Linked DNA regions of Homo sapiens: region 1 is linked to region 2. The links are chromatin loops, found by intact Hi-C in ENCODE. Cell type or tissue: endothelial cell of umbilical vein. All regions are shown on one strand. Links, peaks and the distances in the headings refer to the core of each region. The heading gives the core; the rest is flanking DNA.

Evidence for each region. Peaks named below come from ENCODE experiments on the same cell type or tissue, not always from the same donor. Only the 100,000 strongest peaks of a DNase experiment are listed, where the experiment ranks them.
Region 1: it touches region 2 in a loop (5-fold over the local background); 9 of 110 quality-filtered maps call a loop at or near these places.

The regions. Positions count from the first base shown.
Region 1 is chr2:159,093,557-159,104,574 of GRCh38, reverse strand. TANC1 (tetratricopeptide repeat, ankyrin repeat and coiled-coil containing 1) reads right to left here. Exons shown (of 27, transcript NM_033394.3): 4 at 6,741-6,938. Among named protein-coding and RNA genes, the nearest start is that of MIR6888, 88 kb to the left of the region's middle. In endothelial cell of umbilical vein, for the core only: no CTCF peak of the experiment used is centred there; DNase peaks (open chromatin) are centred at 5,334 and 5,984; H3K27ac peaks cover 4,243 bases.
Region 2 is chr2:159,025,706-159,036,723 of GRCh38, reverse strand. The region is part of intron 2 of TANC1 (tetratricopeptide repeat, ankyrin repeat and coiled-coil containing 1); the gene reads right to left. It also overlaps the pseudogene RNU6-580P. Among named protein-coding and RNA genes, the nearest start is that of TANC1, 63 kb to the right of the region's middle. RefSeq lists an enhancer at 4,224-7,248. In endothelial cell of umbilical vein, for the core only: no CTCF peak of the experiment used is centred there; DNase peaks (open chromatin) are centred at 5,563 and 5,893; H3K27ac peaks cover 2,214 bases.

The sequences.
Region 1 (11,018 bases), core at 1,938-9,937, 68 kb before region 2:
CTTGTCTCAAAACAAATATATACACATATATTTGTCCTCATGAAAAAGCAATTATATGAGATAATCACATATTCTTTATCAGTAATTCTCAAACTTTGTTACATATTAGAATCACCGAGGAAGCCTTTTTAAAAATCCCAATGTCCAGACCATACTTCATATGCATTTAATCTGAGTCTCTGAACGTAGGAGCTGGGCATCATCAGTACCCTTTAAAATTCCTGGTCTGACTCCAGAGTATAGCCAAATTGTATACAGGTGAACCAGGACTCATTGGCAGGGGAATAAATGGACTTGAAGTGGAGCAAATGCATGCACACTGGTTCTATGTATGAACACATGTTCAAGTACAACAGAAAATCTGTGCGTCACGTTCACAGCTGGGCACGCAGTAAGGAGGCCATCATATAACAAGTTTCCAGGAGGAAACAAAGAATGCTCTCCTATTCACCTCAGCAGGAGGAACTATCCTTTCTGAAGGTTAGATGTCAACTGTGGTCCCAACCACTCAGCAGTGGAAGCAAGGACTAGAACCAGCTGGCTCTACAAGGAGAAATGGGGCTGTGCATGTCCTGTGTTATTCTTCACCCTCCAAGAAGCAGCCTCATGGATCCATGTGAGGCTTTAAGCCCATGCCCTCCTCCTGCCCACACCTTCTATGAAATCAGAACACACTCACATTATTTACAGCTCACAAGCCAACAACGTACAGGCAGAACATCGGCACAGGCTGGCTGACATAAGAGAAGACGCTGGGGACAGCATGGAGGATCAGGGTCTACCAATAACTTGTATGAATTTTGGACAAGTTCCCTAATGACCAAGGGGTCTTTGCTTGCACATCTGCAAAGAGGCCTGGACAGGATGTGCTCTGGAGGCCTCTCCAACTCCAACATGCCTGTGAACCTCCATGATCTCTAGGATCCGCACCAGGCGGCTGAAACTGGGAGCCAACTGAATGTTTTTCTGACCATGAACTTGATCTGACTCAGCTGTCATAATTCCCGACACAGTCTCATGCAAAGAAAGAAAATGAAAATTGCCTGAGAAGTGCAGACAGAAGGGAAGTTCTAAAGAAGGCAGCTACAGAATGACGTCTCAGCCTCTTAAAATTGTCAGTAGTCCACAGTTAGGCCGCACAAAGCACCATCCATTTAAGCTGTTCCCAGAAGATGTGAATTTCAAAAAGCAGCCACTCAAAGAATGCTGGGGGGAATATGAAATCAATACAGCCTTTCTGGAAAGGAAGTGGGCACTATGTATCAAGACTCTTTATAAATGCAGGCCATTTAGTTCAATAATTCCACTGCTGGGAACCTGCTACCCCAAGGAGATATCAGAGATGTTTGTAAATATCACTGGACAAAAGTATTCCTGTTGGAAGTTCTAAAGATGGGTTGTACAACAACGTGAGTGTAATTACCACTGAACTGTACACTTAAATGGTTAAGATGGTCAATTTTGTTATATGTATTTCACCATAATTAAAAAATATTCACACCAGGAATAGCGAAAACATTATAACATGCTAAAAATTTTTTTAAAAAGTAAGTATCTGGCTGGGAGGGGTGGCTCATGCCTGTAATCCCAGCACTCTGGGAGGCCAAGGTGGGCGGATCGTGGGATCAGGAGATCGAGACCATCCTGGCTAACACGGTGAAACCCTGTCTCTACTAAAAATACAAAAAATTAGCCAGGCGTGGTGGTGGGTGCCTGTAGTCCCAGCTACTCGGAAGGCTGAAGCAGGAGAATGGCGTGAACCTGGGAGGCGGAGCTTGCAGTGAGCCCAGATCACACCACTGCACTCCAGCCTGGGCAATAGAGCGAGACTCCATCTCAAAAAAAAAAAAAAAAAAAAAAAAGCAAATATCCAACAATCAGAAATGTTTAAAAATCAATTATAAAATAATGAAACAATGGACAACAAATATCAAACTCTTCAAGTAAACTGGAAATTGCTCGTGATAAAATATTAAGCAAGAGCTGGGTGCAGTGGCTCATGCCTGTAATCCCAGCACTTTGGGAGGCCAAGTTGGGAGAATCACTTGAGGCCAGGAGTTCAAGACCAAACTAGGCAACATGGCAAAAACCTCATCTCTAGGAAAAAAAAGAAAAAAGCAAAGAATTAAATTAGCTGGGCATGGTGGTGCATGCCTGTGGTCCCAGCTACTTGAGGCTGAGGTGGAAGGATCGCTTGAGCCCAGGAGGTTGAGGCTACAGTGAGCCTTGATAGCACCACTGCACTCCAGCCTGGGTGACACAGCAAGACCTTGTCTCAAAACAAATAAAAAAAACTTAAGTGACACAAGCAGCACACAAGAGGGTTACATAATGTGGTCTCAGGTTTAGGTGGAGCAGATTTTTTTCAAAAGACTAGAAGAAAAGATGTTCACAGTAGTTCTTTTTCGATGGGATTTCCAGATTTTCTACAAGAAATACTTGCGGGTTGGGGGAGGGAGTGCCTTCGCAGACATTAACTCATGGTCCAAGAATCAAAGAGACAATATGGCTTCTACTCCACAGCCTGTCAATTTAGTGGTTTTTCCCTTAACAAAACAGGCAGAGAAGTTTTCAAAACTGCTACATCAGCTATGTCCACTGTGAGACAGAACTGGAACTGGAATCGGCAGAAGCGGAAGTGGCCGGCACTCTCCAGTGTCTCCATACAAGGAGTAGGGCAGTATCGCCCACTTGTCACCATCTGCTGTCTTACTCCATCACAGCATTTCAAAGGGTTGCTTCTCATTCATTCATGATGTTTTGATTGTTTGATAATGGGCCCAGAGTGATCTGGGAAAATAAATGCAGATACTTTATAAAGTATCTAATGATATTACTAATAAATCACAGGAAATGAGCTTTTCTCTTCTCTGGAAAACAGCAGCACACATTACAAATATTGATGAATTCTTAATCCAAAAAGACTTGCAACTGCCACAGAACTACTTTAATGGATGCTGGTCCTTGTTTTCATTAACAGAAAATATATTTACCATTAAAAACAAAAGTTTTGAAACAATACTCAGAAAACAATCTTCTAACAATGAAAAAAAAAACCAAATAAATGGAGGAAGGTGGCAGAAGAGTAAATAAAAATAATAACCTCAATATGAGTGGAAAGTAAGAAACTCAATCATGTAACATGCAGGGTCACATTATTGCAAGGTTAATTAAATTATCTCTGGCCCACAGTTCCCAAGATCCAGGAAGTAATCATCAATTGTATTAACATACATATTTTTATTATTACAGGCTGTGTTGTTCAGAGTGTCTTCTTACAGGGGTTTGTAGTATTTGATCCTTGCAAGAATAATTGTTCCAGTCCCTAACAGTTTCTGGATTAGCATCAATTAGTGAAGAGTTTCTATACAAACAACTGAAACAAGTTTGGTTTTTTTGTTTTTGTTTTTTAACCTTGAACAAGAGAGGAATTGGCAGGGGTGGGGGGCATCTTACAAATCAGAACAAAAGTCATCAAGGTAGTTTCGGAGCACATGTCTGAATGATGGCACGACCCTGGAGCATGACCCACTGTGGGGCCAGCGTGGAAGGAGAGGAGGGGAGTGGCTCCATACCTCTGGGTGCTGCAGACACACTGTATTGACTCTATCATTAGCAGCAACAGTGCTAGCTTTTAAAATAGATGAGTCTTTTTAAATCCAGTACACATTCACAACCATATGTCAGTTTTTTTTTTAAATTATTAAAACCAGGCAGGTAGAACATTAGAGCTCTGGATACTTTTACCAACAAAATGGTTTAAGCAGAAATCTGTGTTAGACACTGAAAAAAAATACTGTTCATCATTTGATGTATTGAGTCACTGCCATTTTTAAACAGCATCTCTGCCCTAAACTTTTCCAATTAAAATTACCAAGATAATGAAGCCAAATTACCACTGTGAGACACTAATTTGCTGTACAAATTTGGGCAGTGAACAAGCACTGCTCCGTTAGAGATGTATCTGCTTAGTTTATTTAATTATCATTTGGACCAAAAACATCTAATAGAGAGAACATCCCAAATCCACCAGAAGCTTGTATGTTTCAGAACTATTAACCTTCTATTCTAAGGCCTTGCAAAGAATTTAGCAAAAATAAATTTCATTCCTATGGAGAAAAACTTGAGGATATTTTCTTGAAAAAAGACAAAAACTAATGTGGTCCACACACATATAAGGAGACATGGCTTCATCAGGGATTCTTCTGCCTCCATGCCTGTAACCTCCATGAAACCTTTCTGGGTAGCCACACTCTCCAGGCTTGCCATGCCATTCAATCCCACCTAAAGTCCCACTAAAACACTGAATTTGTGAATAAAATTATATCTGACATGCAGTCTTCCCTGAAGTCTCTCAGGTTTTCCCCAGTCCTAAGGCCCAAGCAACATTAATTCATTTGCAGTAGCACAGACTATAGGTAGGCAAATTGTACAAAAGGTCAAATCTCTGCACTTGGCATTACCTTCAACAGAGATCCCTTAAAAATATCGATAGTTTCTGAATTATCTCTATTATCTATTATATAGAGATGAGGTATAAGACATCTTGTTTGTCCTCAAGCATCAGACAGAGGAAGCACATAATGTTTTTAAGAAGAAAAAACTACTCAGTGATACTTTTAAAAGCATAGTAGGGCAGACTTTATTCAGGACCATCTTAACACATATAGGGACCAATGCAGTAGGATTTTGCAGTTAGGGAAAGAGTTGATTGAGCTCAACTCCAAATACCGCATGGGGAAGTGGGAATTTATAGCCAAGGAACAGGGTAGGTATCGGTGCATGAAAAATTACTAAGAGGCAACATCAGGGGTAGGAAGGCAATTCTTGTTAAAGACAGGTCAGGGTGACCAGATGTCACCTGGAAGATGGTGGAGGATGAGGAATCTAATCAGATTTGGGTGGGGGTGGGGAGGCGTTCTTGCTAAACTTAGTAGCATGCTTCTTAGCTAAACCTGGATTTTACAAGAAAATGTGTGCGCACACACACACACAGACCTAGGAGAAAGTTCAGGAGCATGACTACAGTGTAGCCAAGCAAAGTTTTTTTGTTTTGTTTTGTTTTGTTTTTTTTTTTGGTCAATATACCCACTAATTCAGGGGAAAAGGACAAATGACGTACCTGATAATAAAGAAAAAGTAAAACACTGTGCATACTTTTTGGGAAGAGTAATTCCAATCAGGATAACCCAGTATGACAGGCAGTGTGGGAACTATGATTTGAAGGAAGAGAAGAAATGTGACAAAGAGATACAGCAGTGAGGGAGGGCAAAGAAGGAAGGACGGACATTCCAGGAACTTCCCCAAATACTGATAAACAGGTCAAATTCCTTGGCACAGGAAATTACTTCATACCAAAAAGGTTCCTGAGTTCCAGCTAATTAATGGATTGTAAACAATGTTGTCCTAAACCAGAAAATTCTGCAACAATAAAAGATTTTGGACACTCACAAATTCATAGCACCGTTTCTAACATTCAGAGCCTTTAAGGGTGCCCTCCTAATTTTACCCGCACATAAACCTCAAAGATCTACTAAATGAGTCAGCATAGGTGATCTCAAGTAATACAAATATTACCAGGAAATCAGAGAAACAGATACCATTTCACAGCCCTAGGCACATTTTTGATAGATTCTGAATATGTTTACATGTAATTGAGAAGAATCCTTACACTGGCATATGATCAACTGGGCCCCAAATTATCCGCCTTTTGTAAACACTCCACAAACCTTAAAAAAAAAAAATCCAAGAATTTTTAAAACTCAAGGTATCAGCATTTTAGAAAGGCTTTCCTCACATGTGAATCATAACCTCTCAAAGTTCTGTTTTGTTTTTTTTGGGTAATGTTAAGTGTAAAACACATTGATAGAGGGAAGCCAAAATACTTCCAAAGTATAATAGGAATAATCCAAAGTCTGTTTCCCCCACCCCCCTTTACAAGTCTGAGTTTTCACAAACAAACTTTATAGCTGTTCAAATGCTAGATGATGTAATCAAATGAAATACATCAGTATATACTAGGTAGTAATAAATAGACTATTGTCAGATGACATTTGCCTACATCCATAACCTTTAAACACACCACGTATGAGTTTGGATTACAGTCATGTGTCACTTAATGATGAGGATACATTCTGAGACAGGCGTCATTAGGTGATTTTGTCATTGTGCGAACATCCTCAAGTGTACTTCACAAATCAAGGTGGCATAGCCTACTATATACCTAGGCTATATGGCATAGCCTATTGCTCCTAGGCTACAAACCTGTACAGCACGTTACTATACTGAATGCAGTAGGCAACTATTAATGTAGTGGCAAGTATCTGCATATCTAAACATAGAAAAGGTACAGTAAAAACACAGTATTATAACCTCATGGGACCACCATCATACATGCAGTTTGTCATTGATCAAAAGAAACATCATTAGTCGGTGCCATAACTGTATAGTGCTCCTTAATTCATCAGCAAGAAAACAACAAAATTGCTGGTTAACATCAGTACTGATAACAAAATCTTTAATCTTTATAAAAATCTAGCCTGGTAGTCCAAACAGGATGAATCTATTAAAACCATACTTTTTCCTTAAATTAAAAAAAAAAAAAGATTTATTTCTTCTAGAAGATACTGCGACAAAGAAAAAACATTGTCCCAGAAGATTTCTCATGGGCACTAGTTTTGCTTATTTTCAATGCAGGTACTACATATATAACCAAGGCAGCTCCTTCATTGCCTGTTTACCTGGGGATTTTTTGTTCACTCTTGATTGCACCAAGTGAGACTGTCGAGGCAGCAAAGGTGAGGAAGGCAGAGACATCGAGACACCTTTGGCCAAGCTCACCCTATAGGTGTCCTCTGCTGTGGGAAGACTGCTCACAGGAGAGTCAGCACTGTGGTCAAGGTGCAGGACTGGAGAAGTCTCTGGACCAAAGTCACTTCCTAGAGTAGAGAGAGAATACTTAGGTTAAACCATCCATTCATTATAAGTTGATGCAAATTTAACTCCTATAAACTATATTCTCAGAATATAATTCCCACATATCAGATGTGTGTATTGAATTTTTTTAAATGACTTTTCCCCCACTACTCTTGAAACTTTTTACCCTGTGAGGGAAAACTCAAGCATCAGTGAACTCTGCTCCATGTGCCTTTCTGCACTACCCTAACTGATCTGGTTTCAATCCCTAACAAAGGATCCAGGAAGCCACTGATCTGGGATTAGATCAAGGTCAAGTATGAATGATCCACAAGAAGCTTTGATCTCAGAAAAGGAAAAGGAGAGGGCTTACTAGCCTTACATGAGTATCAGTAAAACAGATTCAGATACCAACCCTTCCAGAACTCCCAGGCCTCCACTGCTCCTCTCTAATAAGAAAAGACTAAGTGAGAGTGTAGTCTACATCCACATTCCTCCCCAGCACCATCCCTTGGCTCCCATCCCATCTACTCAACACTCCCCATGACACAGGGCCACCCTCCTAAAACTCAAACAGCCCCAAACCAGTCATGGGACTGGAAACATTGCTCACTTATTAGGCAGCTTCCGCTTGACACTCCACCCCTAAACAAGCTTGGGAACAAACAAGCTTACTATTAGGAAATTAAACATTGTTAAATATGGTAAACCCCAAGTTTCTCCTCAAAAAAACCAGTATGTCAGTATGTTCAGCTCTTATTCTTTGATTCTCCATTTTAAAGTTTAACTTCCTGGTTCTCTTTGGCTTCTCGCTTCTAGTTTCAGTCAACAACTTTCCCGCCAATCCTAATTAGTAGTTCACGTCTGTTCCCTGGTTACCTGCTCTGTCCTGACTCATCCCGGTCACCTGCTCTGACCTAAGTCACCTTTAGTTACCTGTTCCTCACCGTCCTTCCCACCAAACCCCGCCATTCTGGCTCATGCCCCTGCCCTCTTTAAAACAGTCAGTCAGAACTAGCTTAGACTGTGTGGTCCAACCCTAGCCAATAGGGGAACAACACAGCAGCAGGGGCTACCTGCGTCAGGAATAAGAACTCCTGCCCCTCCCCTGTCCAGGTGTGCTCTCGCCATTGTTCCATCTGTGATGAGCACCCTTTCTGCAGAAAGTAAAAACTGCCTTGCTGAGATAATTAAATTTATGTTTGAGTGCTATTTCTTTGTGGCACCAGGGAACAAGCATTTCTAACAACATTCTAGGGTAGACAGAACCTTAAGAAGCAGAAAGGATGTAATCACAATGTTAAAAAATATATACAAGAAAGAGTATCTTGGCTGGAACTAGTCTCCCAAAAAAAAAAAAAAAAAATACAGCCAGTCCTCATGTATTCAGATAACACATTTTCCTCTGACTGCTTCTTCCCACCAATCACCTTCCCCGCTCGTTAGTATGTACTAAGATGGAACTGAGGATGTGCAGGGAAAGAATGTAAATCATTACCTGCTTCTTAAAAAGCATCTTCAAACTCTAAGTCACAGAGAGCAGAATTTGAAAGATGTATAAACTTTCCCACAAGCACACCAGTCTCTATGACAAAAGCTATCCAACCAGTCCTTGCCACGCCTTCCTGGCTCCAAAAACAAACCAAAAAAACCACACATACACACACACAATCAAAGACCAGATTTTAAAAAAAGAAACAATGAAAGCTGCCTAGCTAGGCAGGAACTAAATTCTGCAGATTTTTGTGTACAAGGCTCAAAGGGGATACAAACCAGACCATCAAGTTTCAAGTGGTATCACTGTGCTTGTTTTTTGTGTTAGGAGTCAAGAGGAAGTAGAGTCACCCCCTCCATATAGGACATATGCCTTATATGAGACATATAGGACAGGTACATGCCTTACTTTTTTTTTTTTTTTTTTTTTTTGAGACAGTCTTGCTGTGTTGCCCAGGCTGGAGTGCAGTGGCACGATCTCGACTCACTGCAACGTCCACCTCCTGGGTTCAAGCGATTCTCCTGCTTCAGCCTCCTGAGTAGCTGGGATTACAGGCGCCCGCCACCACACCCGGCTAATCTTTGTATTTTTAGTAGAGACAGGGTTTCACCATGTTGGTCAGGCTGGTCTTGAACTTCTGACCTCGTGATCTACCTGCCTTGGCCCCCAAAGTGCTGGGATTACAGGCATGAGCCACAGCGCCTGGCCAGCACATGCCTTACTTTTAAAGGGAACTCACAGCAGAGCAGTGAACAGAAAAGCCCCACAATGGGCATGTCAGCAAAGTCAGATAATTTTAGTCTCTCCTGGGTTACCTATGCATGGACGGTTTTTATAAACCTGGGAAACTAAAGATTTATCACTCACTGCCCAAATGACTGGCATTTGAAGAAACAAGACAGATCAGAAAACTCACTAGGGCTGGGTGCAGTGGCTCATGCCCATAATCCCAACATTTTGGGAGGCCGAAGCAAGCGAATCACGAGGTCAGGAGTTCGAGACCAGCCTGGCCAACACGGTGAAACCCTGTCTCTACTAAAAATACAAAAAAAATAGCTGGGCATGGTGGTGGGCACCGGTAATCCCAGCTACTTGGGAGGCTGAGGCAGGAGTATCACTTGAACCCAGGAAGCAGAGGTTGCAGTGAGCCGAGATCACACCACTGCACTCTAGCTCGGGCAACAGTGCGAGACTCCATCTCAAAAAAAAAACAAAAAACAAACAATAAAAAAACACCTCTCACTGGCGTTACAAAAATAAGGACATTCATGCAAATGCCCAGGACAAAGTTCTGTCCTCAAGGGAGAGAAGCAGACAGGAGTTAGAGGCCTTTCCTCCTAGAGGCTGTGTGGACAGCAGTGGCCCCCAGGCTGGCCCCCACCCCCCCCCCACACACACACAAGCTTCATCCACCCTCTTTTGCTAGCTAGCACTGTAAGATACCATTGTCACCAATCCCCAGAACCACAGGGGCCAGTCTTATAGCACTGTGCATGAGTCTGGAATCTTTGAGAAACCACCTCGAGGCTTTCGGCCAGGTCACGAGTTTTCCCAGCTGCTTTCCCTTCAACTGTCTGGCGAGGAAACAGATCTTAAGGCAGAGCTAGGCTGCACCATGATGCCAGCGCGCAGTGGAGCCGGATGCCCTCTGACCCGACAAACTTGTAAAAGCTGAGGGATGGTTGTTTTCTCATCACCACCTCACTCTCACACTGAGAATGCAAGCAGGTGCTGTGCCTACAAGAACCACATCACGTCACCTAATTCATGGGTGTACAGGCAAGAATCACCAAGAGACAGATCAGAACTTGGAAAGCACTGAGGCCACAGCCCCAGAACATTACATACAAAAGACGTGTGGGGGACCTTGAAGAGGTGACACTGGTTTTCCATGTGGTTTGAAGAGAGCTACATTGCCCTGTGGCTGTTCTCACATAGGCTAAATCACAGACCCAGCTAGTCAAATGGCTGTGGGATGGCCTGACAGGCCACAAAGGCACTGTCTCCCCTACTCACACATGAGTATTACTGACCTATACAAAAACAAATAAAAACCCAGATTTCAAGTCCTTTAATTTGCATGAGGACACAAAAGAAGGGAGAAATACATGTACCACCACCAGAAATAAACAGCATTGAGAAAAGGTTTATTTTCTTAAATACTTATAATTCTCCAACATGACACAAGAGAAATTAGGCATTGAAGGGAAAAAGAATTAAAAAGTTTCCTAATTATAAATTCTGCCCATAAACTTTGTTTATAACAAGCAAAGCAAATATTTTCATTAATTGCAAATGTGGTGCAGATGAGTTTCCAAAGCATGCTGTAAGCATGAGGACCTTCAGCCTTTGGAGCAGCTGGGCTCCAGCACTATGATTTTATGCAGGCTGCAATAAAACGAGGCTTAAGAGAAGAGGGAGGGGGAGGGGGGTTTCCATTTCAAGTTTACTTTACCATCTCACTATAATCACTCTCAAACATGTTGTTCTGTTTGGTTTGTTTTTCAGAGGCAATAAAAGATCTCTAACTTCCAGTATCCTTTCATTAGAAAGGCACAAAGTAGGGAGAGAAGTTTTATGTATGAACAGGAAGCACAAAGCTGGGTGG
Region 2 (11,018 bases), core at 2,088-10,087:
ACCATGGAATACTATGCAGCCATAAAAAAGGATGAGTTCATGTCCTTTGTAGGAACATGGATGAAGCTGGAAACTATCATTCTCAGCAAACTATCACAAGGACAGAAAACCAAACACTGCATGTTCTCACTCATAGGCGGGAATTGAACAATGAAAACATTTGGACACAGGGCGGGAAACATCACACACGAGGGCCTGTCATGGGGTGGGAGGATGGGGGAGGGATGGCATTAGGAGAGATACCTAATGTAAATGATGACTTAATGGGTGCAGCAAACCAACATGGCACATGTATACATATGTAAGAAACCTGCACATTGTGCACACGTACCCTAGAACTTAAAGTATAATAATAATAATTTTTTACAAAAAGCCTCAACTCACGTTCAGCGACAGCTTGCAAATGCTGCAAGAGCTTCTAAGCACCCTAGGTTTTTCCTACATAAGGTTGATGACCTCACTGGCATAGTATCTAAGCATTCACTGCAGGACAGCACCACCTGGTGAACAGTCGTAGCTCAAATACCTGAGGTTTCCCAGGACAGGCTCATAAAAGGGAGAGGGCCCTGGCAGCCAGGAAGGGAATCGTCTCCCAGCTGCTGCATGTCCTTCAGCCAAGTCTCCTTTCATAAAGCACACCTCAGCAGAAAAGGGAGACTCCTCATCTGTCCTAACCACAACCGACAGACAAGTATAAAAGAATACCCATCACAGCCCACAGCACGCCCACTCTCACAGCATGCCCGCTCTCAGACCCTCTGTCCGGAGGACCCACAGATGCGTGTGCACCCTTAAAATTAAATCTAACAGGTCATGTACACATAGACATGCACTTTCTCTTTGGCCTCTTCCCCACCTACAGCAACCCATTTATAAAACTTCTGTAAGGGCAGCAGGGGAAAAGTCCTTTCTGAGTTTAAAGCTACAAAGGCACCACTATAAATTACAGAGTCGCAGAGATCTCAAGGAAGGCAGCTTCCTGAGAGGAGGAAGACTGTCCCTCCAGCCTGTTTTTGTGGTGATGAGATCACAGAGTTTAGATTCTGTATTTGGTCCTACATGGGTTTTAAGGGCCTTCTTTAGTAATTACAGAAAGGAAAAAGGAAGGTCAATGAGACCAGAGAAACTGAGTGGTGTTTGAGAGGTTACTTATAACTACAGCGAGATCACCTATCAGACGCAGAAAAGAAACTATGCCTTGAGATTTTTGTTGTTGTTCTTCAGAATAAATTTTAGATTAGCAAAAAAATTATGAACTTTTACTGTTTTGGCATTCCTGTGTTCAAAGGCCTTTTTCAATGCACAACCCAGCATTTGGGCCCATGATAGTTTTGAAAAAATGAGCATTACACCACAAAATATTCTCATGTAAAAGATGACAAAATATACTTATTGTGGGAATTTTTCTGAAACCTAAAACACAGGAGGTTAGAGACTAGCTGAATGAGAATTTCAAATGCCCATCAATAGCTTTTTCTTTTCAGATCTAATTTCCCACTGACTCCTTCAAAAAAAAACTTCATAGAGAATTATTACAGTTTACCTCGTGGTCATCACTTTCTTGCAAGGATGAACAGACACACTTCAAATTTGTTTATCCAATAGAAGTATTCATCAAAAAAATTTTTTTTCTCCCAAGTACCCTTCTAAAGCCTAGCACTGGGCCTCCTCAGACCACAAGACAAAGGCTACTGTATGTGTTCATGGACCAAAGCATGTCTCCATCGATTCCATGTGACGGTCCAAATCCTCCAGCTGTAAAGGGTTCTGCAGCATTGAACACTGCTTTGACTACAATGTGAGGCCCAGAGAGGCTAAACAACGTGACAAAGACCACTCAGGCAAAGCCAGCGTCGGTGAGTTCGTGAGGACGTTCAAGTCACACTCAACCACAGCACAGTGGAAACAATACCACAGAAATCCTAAAGCAAATAAAAGAAAGCTCTTCTTTCATGTTGAATGCTGCTATTTAATAGAAAGCAAGCTTACATAACAGAGGAAGATGGGAGGAGGAGAACTTCATGGGGATCTGTCCTACATTTGGGGCTTGAGTAGCAAAAGGCATTAAAACATACCAATTTCCATCCCAAATCTTTCAGCTTCCATTTCCATGAGACAGGTGTCCTGCTAGTACTGTTACACTATCAACCGCCCTGAGGTGGTTTTCCATCCCATGGCCCATGAGAATCTCCTAGGTAGCTTTAAAAATTCTGAGGCCTAGAAAAAGTGAAACGGGATCTCTGGGAATAGGGCCCACTGGCGCTTTTCAAACCCGACCAGTTGATTTTAATGTGTAGCCAGGATTGAGAGTCACTACACCTGACCAACTCCCAGCTGTTTCTTTTGTCCTCCTGATGGGGTCAGGTGGGAAATATTTATGCCTCAAAAACAGGGGAGAGAGGGAAAAGCAAATGGACCAGGGAAGAGAGCTGAAGAAAGTTGGAGTGAATAACGATTTGTAGGTGATGATCGCTGGAGTGGGTGCAAGGTGTGGCCCAAGGGAGAAGGCAGGAGGAGGGACAGATTAGGCCATTCACTAAGTGAGCCCTGCATGGCATCTGCATTGAGTCCGGCTGCTTTGGCAGGTAGAGGCAGGGCCAAGAGGCAGCAATTCAAAGCTCATCTGTAAAGAATATTTCCATTAAGTGTTAACTATATGAGAAGTGATATGATGGTTTTCAGATGTGAGGAATTTACTGCACCACTGTATTTGCCACTATGATTTCACCTGTTCTTCTAATAGTCCTGATAGGGTTTTTGTTTTTGTTTTTGTTTTTTACTGAGGATCCATATTTTCTTGCTCACCAAGTTTGACAAAGCACAACGCATTCAAGGATAACTACTAAGAGCCACAGTGCCTGAAGAACAGAGCTTTCCTTGGTATAAAACCAGCTGGCGCACATGCAGGTTGAATGTGACCTTGATTTCATGAGCATCATGATGTTTTCAGATGTGACAGAGGCTGGATAAGAAAGAACCTGGGGTGAAGCCTGCGGGAACACCGGCTCCATCTGAGGTGCTAACCCTATTGTCACTCCCATGTCCCGTCATTCTTAGGAATACCTGCTTGCTACCTGCTCTTCTGTAATAGAGGGACAACCACCAGGCTGTTGAGTCTGGATGGCTTCCCCAATTTCTGTCTCTCATGGGAAGGAAATTCATCTGCTTTGCCTTACCCATCCTTTACCAATGTTTCCCAAAGTGTATCCCATCTGTACTAGAGCAACCTGGGCTGCTCCTGGGCACTTCCCCTCTCCCGCAGCCCATGGGCAATCACACCTGGAGCCCAAGAGACTGCATTTTCATCAGCCACACAACTCAACAGTCTGTGAACCGGTCATACATTTACGATTCTTCCTTTGAAATGAGTTCCTCAGTTGTGCTGCTACATCTGTCCCTAACCTCTGCCACTTCCTAACTGGTGATTCACAAATTCATCCATGGCCACTTACTTGAATCCCACTTGGATCCCACCCTCCCGACACCAAGCCCCTGACTTAAATCACTCTTCTCTGAACTCACACAAGATGCAAAACCACTGCTTTTAATCGGGAGTTTCAGGTCTGTTTGTTCTCTCTCCCAACCACAGACTAGGCTTCTTGATGGCAGGCTCCATGACATCCCACTGAACCTTTTGCAGGGCTCAGTATATTTAGGCTGTACAAACAGTGGCTGACGGACCGGCCAAGGCTTGCTCAGCCCTGGGTCTTCCTCCGTTGAGCTTCTTCTCATTTTCCCTGAGAAAACTTTCACTCTTTCCATAACAAAATTGATTCAGGCAAGAGTAGGAGGAAAAAAGGGGGAGGCCTATCAAAGACAGAAGTCATATGCTGCAACCTCAACTTATCCAGAAAACACCAAGAACCAAGATGCAAATAAGTCTTCAAAGCTGCCAAAATCTGGGGCTCAGTTCATGCACAATGCAGAAGGGAACTCCTAACCCCCACACCAACCCCCAACACCTCTTCACAGGCTCTCCCTCAGAGCCCTCCCACTGTCTTTCAGATTCAATTCTAACAGGAGAGAATATGTGGTTTCCCAGACTGTTGTAAGTTAAGAGAATGGAGGGACAGTGTTAGATCTGGGCACAATGACAGCCCTGAGAAGCTGCGACTGACAGGAGAGAATCTGTAAAATTCGAAACAGTAGATTACAGGCTGTTATATTTTAACAGCCTTTCAATCCCCAAATGCATGCAAGGACGCCAAAAAAAAAGCATTTTAAAGCAGCACAATTCTTGGCTCTGAAAGGTGACCCTGGGCACCAAGAAAAGGTTACTTTGCTCACAGTGTGTCTCTGCCACTATATCCAGGAGAGATATCCACATGGCTAACCTCAGTCCACAAGATCCAAATGTCCTCAAAAATAGGAATGGGGACTGTATCCAACTGCAATGTGCTGTCTCTGTGTGGTCTCTAACACCAACGGAAACCAGGACAGGCTTTCTCAAAAGCACTGCCATTCTGATCTGGAATATTCCATCTGAGTACTCTCCCATTCATTATTCTCATCCATCTTTTCTTACGGTATCTGTGAGTAAAGCTCCTCACCAGATTATAAACTTCTTTGAGCAGATGGACTATGCCTTTGTATTAATGACACGCCCCCTATCTCCTCCTAAGTCACCAATGAAGCCTTCTGAATCTTTGCCAGTTCAATCTGCCCCAGATACCCCAGGGCCATATGACCTTAGGGAAGAAGGTATTTGAATGAGAGTGTTTTTAAACAGCCTAAGCGTTTCTGTAGTCTCTAAAGGTATTAAGTTTTCAACTTTCTTAAAGATGATAAAATTGGTTTAAATGTTAGGATTCTGTGATCAATAAGGCAAGCTTCAGTTGACTTTGGAATCTAATCTGTATGACATACAGAGCCAAGGAATAAATTCTGTACTGTTATGCATGCCCATGTGAACCACAGAGGCTAGGGTGAGTTTTCCCTTGCTCTAAAGCAACCTCACCTCACATATCTTTAATCATTCATCTACTCAGAATGGATTATTGGGTGACTTCATATTTATTTCTTTTTTCCAAAGCTCAGCTTTCTGATTTATATATTTATTTCTCGATAAGTAATAGCACTCAAAAGCACCAATTTGCTTCAGGCTTGGTAAAGAGTACTTTCATGAATTTAACTGACAGTTCTGTAATATAGGGTTATAATTTACACTTGGGAAAAATTGAGGAATTTGTTTTGTCTAAATTGAATTTAAAACTACATCCACTTCCAGATTCACATAAGTAATTCTCAGTTTTCAAGCTCATGATTGAATATGTACCTTACACCCTAAGACCCATTCACTTGCAAGCAGGCTGAAATGACCTACCAGGACACTAAAAACCTCTCTATTTAGGTCTAGGCTGTCAGGACATCCAGGCCTGGCCTGTTGTTTTCAGTGTCCATGGCCCTTCCTTCCCCACAGCTGAAGCCTCTTAACCCTTGCCCCCACACTCCCCTTGCTGGCTCAACCCAGCGGGAATTTCTAAGATAGAGATTTAAATAGCTCTGGCTAAGTTGCTCTTGCTGCTTAACAGGCAGGCCCTGACCTTGTATCCAGTAACTTGGCTTTCTTGCTCCTGCATTCCACAGGCCTAAATCACCCTCTAGCTCAGTTCTGATAAGGAGCCTGAGACCCTCTCTGGATAATCTGCTGCTAACTCCTCAGGGGCTGAGGAGCTGCCTTGCTCTTGGCAATCTTCCAGGGGACTGGAGGTCACTCTGACTCCATATGGCCAGAGAAGGTCTGGGGACATGGGTGCCTGTGTCAGGCTACTCATATACCCTGAGCCACCAGCCCTGAAGACCTCAGCCCCTTCCTCCTGACACCTGGACTCCCTCCCAGCTGCAGTGGCTGGATCTGCTGCCCCCAACTCTGAGATGGGGGTTCCAAGCCCAGTGCCTCCGGATGCATTAGGAAATGACTCATCACAAAAAGCTGAGGGTCCTCTGGCCAGAACACAAGTCATGAGATCTTGATCTTAGCTGTCAAAAAATGTCAAAAACAAAACCCCAACAACAAACTGAGAAAACAGGATCTCTCTTTTCCTGGAGAATTCAACACCCCTATGTTGGCTTTGAGTATGCTGAAGCCACTGAATCCTCTTTTACTAGTTCTAAGGCGAAAACTGAGGAAAATCAGAGAAATGGCTACAACTGTGTCTTCTCTGAATAGAGGAGAATCAGAGAGCTTCTTATCAACCACTTCAAAGCTAACATCCATGATTATTGAAATTACAACTATGAAATAACTTCTGTCCTAGGAAATCAAGTCATCTTCTAAAAGAAAAATAAATGTGTATGTGCATTTTTATCAATATACTTTAAAGATCCAGACAAAAACCCTAGCTGGTTAAAGTGTACTACACTTTAGAATAACATAAAAAACAGCAACCTTCATTTTCTGGTCAAAGATTATTTTTGTAATACCTAGTAATTTCTACAAAATTCTAGCATTTTTTGCTTTCTACCACCATTCCGTAGAAAGACATTCCCCCCTTGGCTTTATATCTTTGCTTTTTGATCTTGTTAACAATCCAGAAAATTCCAACCTTGCAATTTTTTTTTTCACCCCGGGAAGGAATAACACACAGTCACTTAAAAACCAAAAGCAGTGTCAACACTTCTCAATGACACAGCTGCTGTGAGTGACCAGTGAATAAAAGGGTTTTTGTGGGGAAATGTTGACTTCTCTCCAAAATAATTCTCAGTGTTATTGAAGACATGATCAAAAATAGTAGAGGCTGGGTACAGTGGCTCACACCTATAATCCCAGCACTTTGGGAGGTCAAAGCAGGAGGACTGCTTGAGAACAGGAGTTCAAGACCAGCCTGGACAAGATGGCAAGACCCCATATCGCTATGTTAAAAATACAGGCATGGTGGCACATACGTGTAGACCTAGCTACTTGGGAAGCTGAGGCAGGAGGATCACTTGAGACTAGGAGTTCAAAACTAGCCTGGGCAACACAGACCTCACCTCTACACAAAATTTTTAAAATTAACTGGGTGTGGTGGCAAGCACCTATAGTCTTAGCTACTCAGGAGACTGACGTGGGAGGACTGCTTGAGCCCAGGAGTCCAAGATTATAGTGAACTATGATTGTGCCACTGCACTCCAGCCTGGTTGACAGAGCAAGACTGTCTCTAAAAAATAATTATAAGGCATTAGTTAAGCAAGAAATACTAAGTACTTATGATAAACCACAGTGAAAATACTCAAACTATATGGACACTTGGTTTCAAAAGAGGGTGCCTAGACAGGAAAGAACCCACTCTGTATGCCATGCATTACATGGAACAATGCACATGTTCCATATTACAAACCTTTACTTAAAAAGTGAGGCATACGATCCAACAATCTCATTTCTGGGTATTTATCCAAAAGAACTGAAGTCAGGATCCCAAAGAGCTATTTTCACTCCCATGTTCATTGCAGCATTATTCACAATAACCAAAGTGTAGAAGCATCCTAAATATTCACTAACAGATAAATGGATAAACAAAATGTGATATATACACATAATGGATCATTCCGCCATAAAAAAAGGAAATCCTGATACATGCTACCACATGAATGAAACTTGAAGACATCACACAAGAGAAATAAAACAGTCACAGAAGGATAAACAGCACACGATTCCACTCTTATGAGGTATATAAAGTAGTCAAACTCTGCTAGGCACTGTGGCTCACACCTGTAATCCCAACACTTTGGGAGTCTGACTTGGGAGGACCACTTGAGGCCATGAGTTCAAGACCAGCCTGGGCAACATAGCAAGATCCTCATCTCTATAAAAAAATCTACAAATTAGCTGTGTATAGCAGCACATGCCTATAGTCTCAGCTGCTTGAGAGGATCACTTGAGCACAGGAGTTTGAACTTACAGTGAGCTACACTCAAGCCACTGCATCTAGACTGGGCAACAGAGTGAGAGACCCTATCTCAACAATAATAATCATAATTAATTAATTAATAATCAAACTCATAGAAGCAGAGCAGAATGGTGAATGCCAGGAGCTTGGGGAGAGAGGAAAATGGAGAATTGTTGAAAGAATATAAAGTTTCAGTCACAGAGGATGAAATACTTCTAGAAATCAGCTGTATAACATTGTGTTTATAAGTTAACAACACTGTACACTTAAAATTTTGTTAGGAGTTAGATCTCATGTGTTTTGTTTTGTAACCACAATTTTTTAAAATATGAGGATACAAACTCAAGGATTCAGATTACATTAGCTTCAAAGTTCTTGTCCTTTCTACTGTTTCATTTTGTCTACACACAAGAGAAGTATAAACAGTAAAGAATAGGCCCGACATGATGGCTCACACCTGTAATCCCAGCACTTTGGGAGGCCAAGGCGGGCAAATCACTTGAGGTCAGAAGTTCGAGACCAGCTTGGCCAACATGGTGAAACCCCGTCTCTACTAAAAACACAAAAATTAGCCAAGTGTGGTGGTGTGTGCCTATAATCCCAGCTACTTGGGATGCTAAGGCAGGAGAATCCCTGGAATCTAGGAGATAGAGGTTGCAGTGAGGTGAGATTGCACCATTGCACTCCAGCCTAGGCAACAAGAGTGAGACTCCGTATCAAGAAAAAAAAAGCAATTAGCATATACTATGGTTTGAATGTGTCCCCCAACTTTCATGTGTTGGCAACGTAATCCCCAAATTCATATGTGGAGTGGAGGTGAGGCCTTTGGGAGGAAATAAGGATGAGATGAGGTCATCGGGATGGGGCTCCCATGATAGTACTGGCGGCTTGAAAAAAGAGGAGAGACTTGAACTGACATGCACGCTCTTGCCCTCTCGCTGCGTGATACCTTCTACCACGTTATGAAGCAGGAAGAAGACCCTCATTTGAAGCTAAGCAGATGCCAGCACCATGCTCCTGGACTTCACAGCCTCCAGAACTGTGAGAAATAATTTTCCCTTTTTTATAAATTATGCAGAAGGTGGCATTCAGTTATAGCAAGAGACGGACTAAGACTGAAAATTGGTACCAAGAATGGGGTCATTGCTATAACAGATAGCTGAAAATGTGGAAGTGGCTTTGAAACTGGGCAATGAGTAGAGGCTGGAAGGGTTTGAGGGAGCAAGCTAGAAAAAGCCTGTAATTGCTATAAGTGGAGCATTAGGGGAGATTCTGATGAGGGTTCAGAAGACGAGAGCTAGGGAAAAGTCTGAATCTTCTTCAAGATTTGCTTAAGTGGTGGTGGCCAAAATGTTGGTAGAAATTTGAACAGTAAAGGCCATTCCGACAAGGTCTCAGACGGAAATGAGGAACAAAGTACTGGAAACTAGAGTAAAGGCCATCCTTGTCACAAAGTAGCAACAAGCTTGGCTAAATTGTGTCCATGTCCTAGGTCTTTGTGAAATGCAGAGCTTGAGGGCAATAAACTAAAATATCTGGCAGAAGAAATATTTAAGCAGCAAAGCATTCAGGATATTGCATGGTTACTTTTGACCACATTCAGTGATATATGAGAGCAAAGAAATGACTTAAAGACAAAATGTATAATTAAAAGGAAAACAGAATGGGAAGACTTCAAAACTCTGCAGCCTGGCCACATAAAGAGTGAAAAAGACGCTTCCCTCAGCAGCACATATACTAAAACTGGACTGATACAGAGAAGATTAGCATGGTCCCTGCACAAGGATAACACGCAAATTCATGAAGCATTCCATGTTTAAAAAAAAAAAATGAGTGAAAAAGTGTGTTCAGGAGAGGAAACCAAGGCTGTGGGTAGGTGATCATTTGTTAAGGAGATTACTATTGATAGATGAAATTATCAAGAGAATAGGAAAAAGACCCCTGCCATTTCAGAGATCTTTGAGGCTGTCCCTCCCATCCCTGGCCCAGAGCTCTAGAAGGGCGGAATGGTTTCAGAAGGACCCAGGCACCCTTCATGGGGTTGCTGCCCAGGGCCCCCTTGGGTCTCTGCTTTCTGCATCCCAGTGCAGCACTCCTCAGCCACCCCAGCTGTGGCTCAAGCGACCCCAAGTGCAGCTCAACCCAGCACTCCAGAAGGTACAAGCAGCAAGGACTAGCAGCATGTACCAGGCTCAGGATACTCTGAGCCACCTTAGGACTCTATAGAGAGTCCCTACCAGCAAGAAGGCCCTCCCAGATGCAGCCTCAAGACACTGGACTTCATAGTCTCCAAAACTGTAAGAAATAAATTTTCTTTATAAATTGCTGAGTCTCAGGTATTCAGTTATAGCAATGGAAAACAGCACATAATTAAAGGCTAGAGTGCAGGGTAGGAGAAATTGAGAGGAACAGGAAGCCAAAGAAGCTGAGGTCATCGAGGAAAGCCTCAAAAAAAAGGGCAACATAGGCCCAACCCTGAAGGATCAGCTGAGGCTGCAGGGACTGCTACAAGCATCTGAGTAAGGACACTGAGCTGGTCCACGCCAAGAAGGCATGCTAGGCAACAGCTTTTAAAGGCTGAGGAGGACATGAACTAAACACTAGAAGCTAAAAACTGAAGCAAGGCCAGACACAGTGGCTCACATCTGTAATCCCAGCACTTTGGGAAGCCAAGACAGGAGGACTGCTTGAGGCCAGGTGTTCAAGACCATGCTGGGCAACAACAGCAACACCCTATCTCTACAAAAAATTTAAAAATTAGCCAGGAATTGTGGGTACCCCTGTAGTCCTAGCCATTGGGAAGCTGAGGCAAGATGATCGCTTGAGCCCAGGACTGGAGGCTTCAGTGAGCTATGATCATGCCACTGCACTCCAGCCTGGGCGATAGAGTGAGACCCTGTCTCTACAAAAAATAAAAATAGCAAAAAACACTGAAGCAAAATCAAAGGAATTGGTCGGAGTTCCCTAAGCCATTTATAATCTAGCTCTCAGAATTTGAATGTTCACTGAATCCCTGAAAAGGCCTTCCTATATGACAAACAAGCAATCAAGAAAGTTTTAAGGCACAGCCATCCATTGGGGCCAACCTGATTAGTTAAATGATCAGAAATAAGACCAGATAAATTGTATACCATTTCAAAGAAATAAATA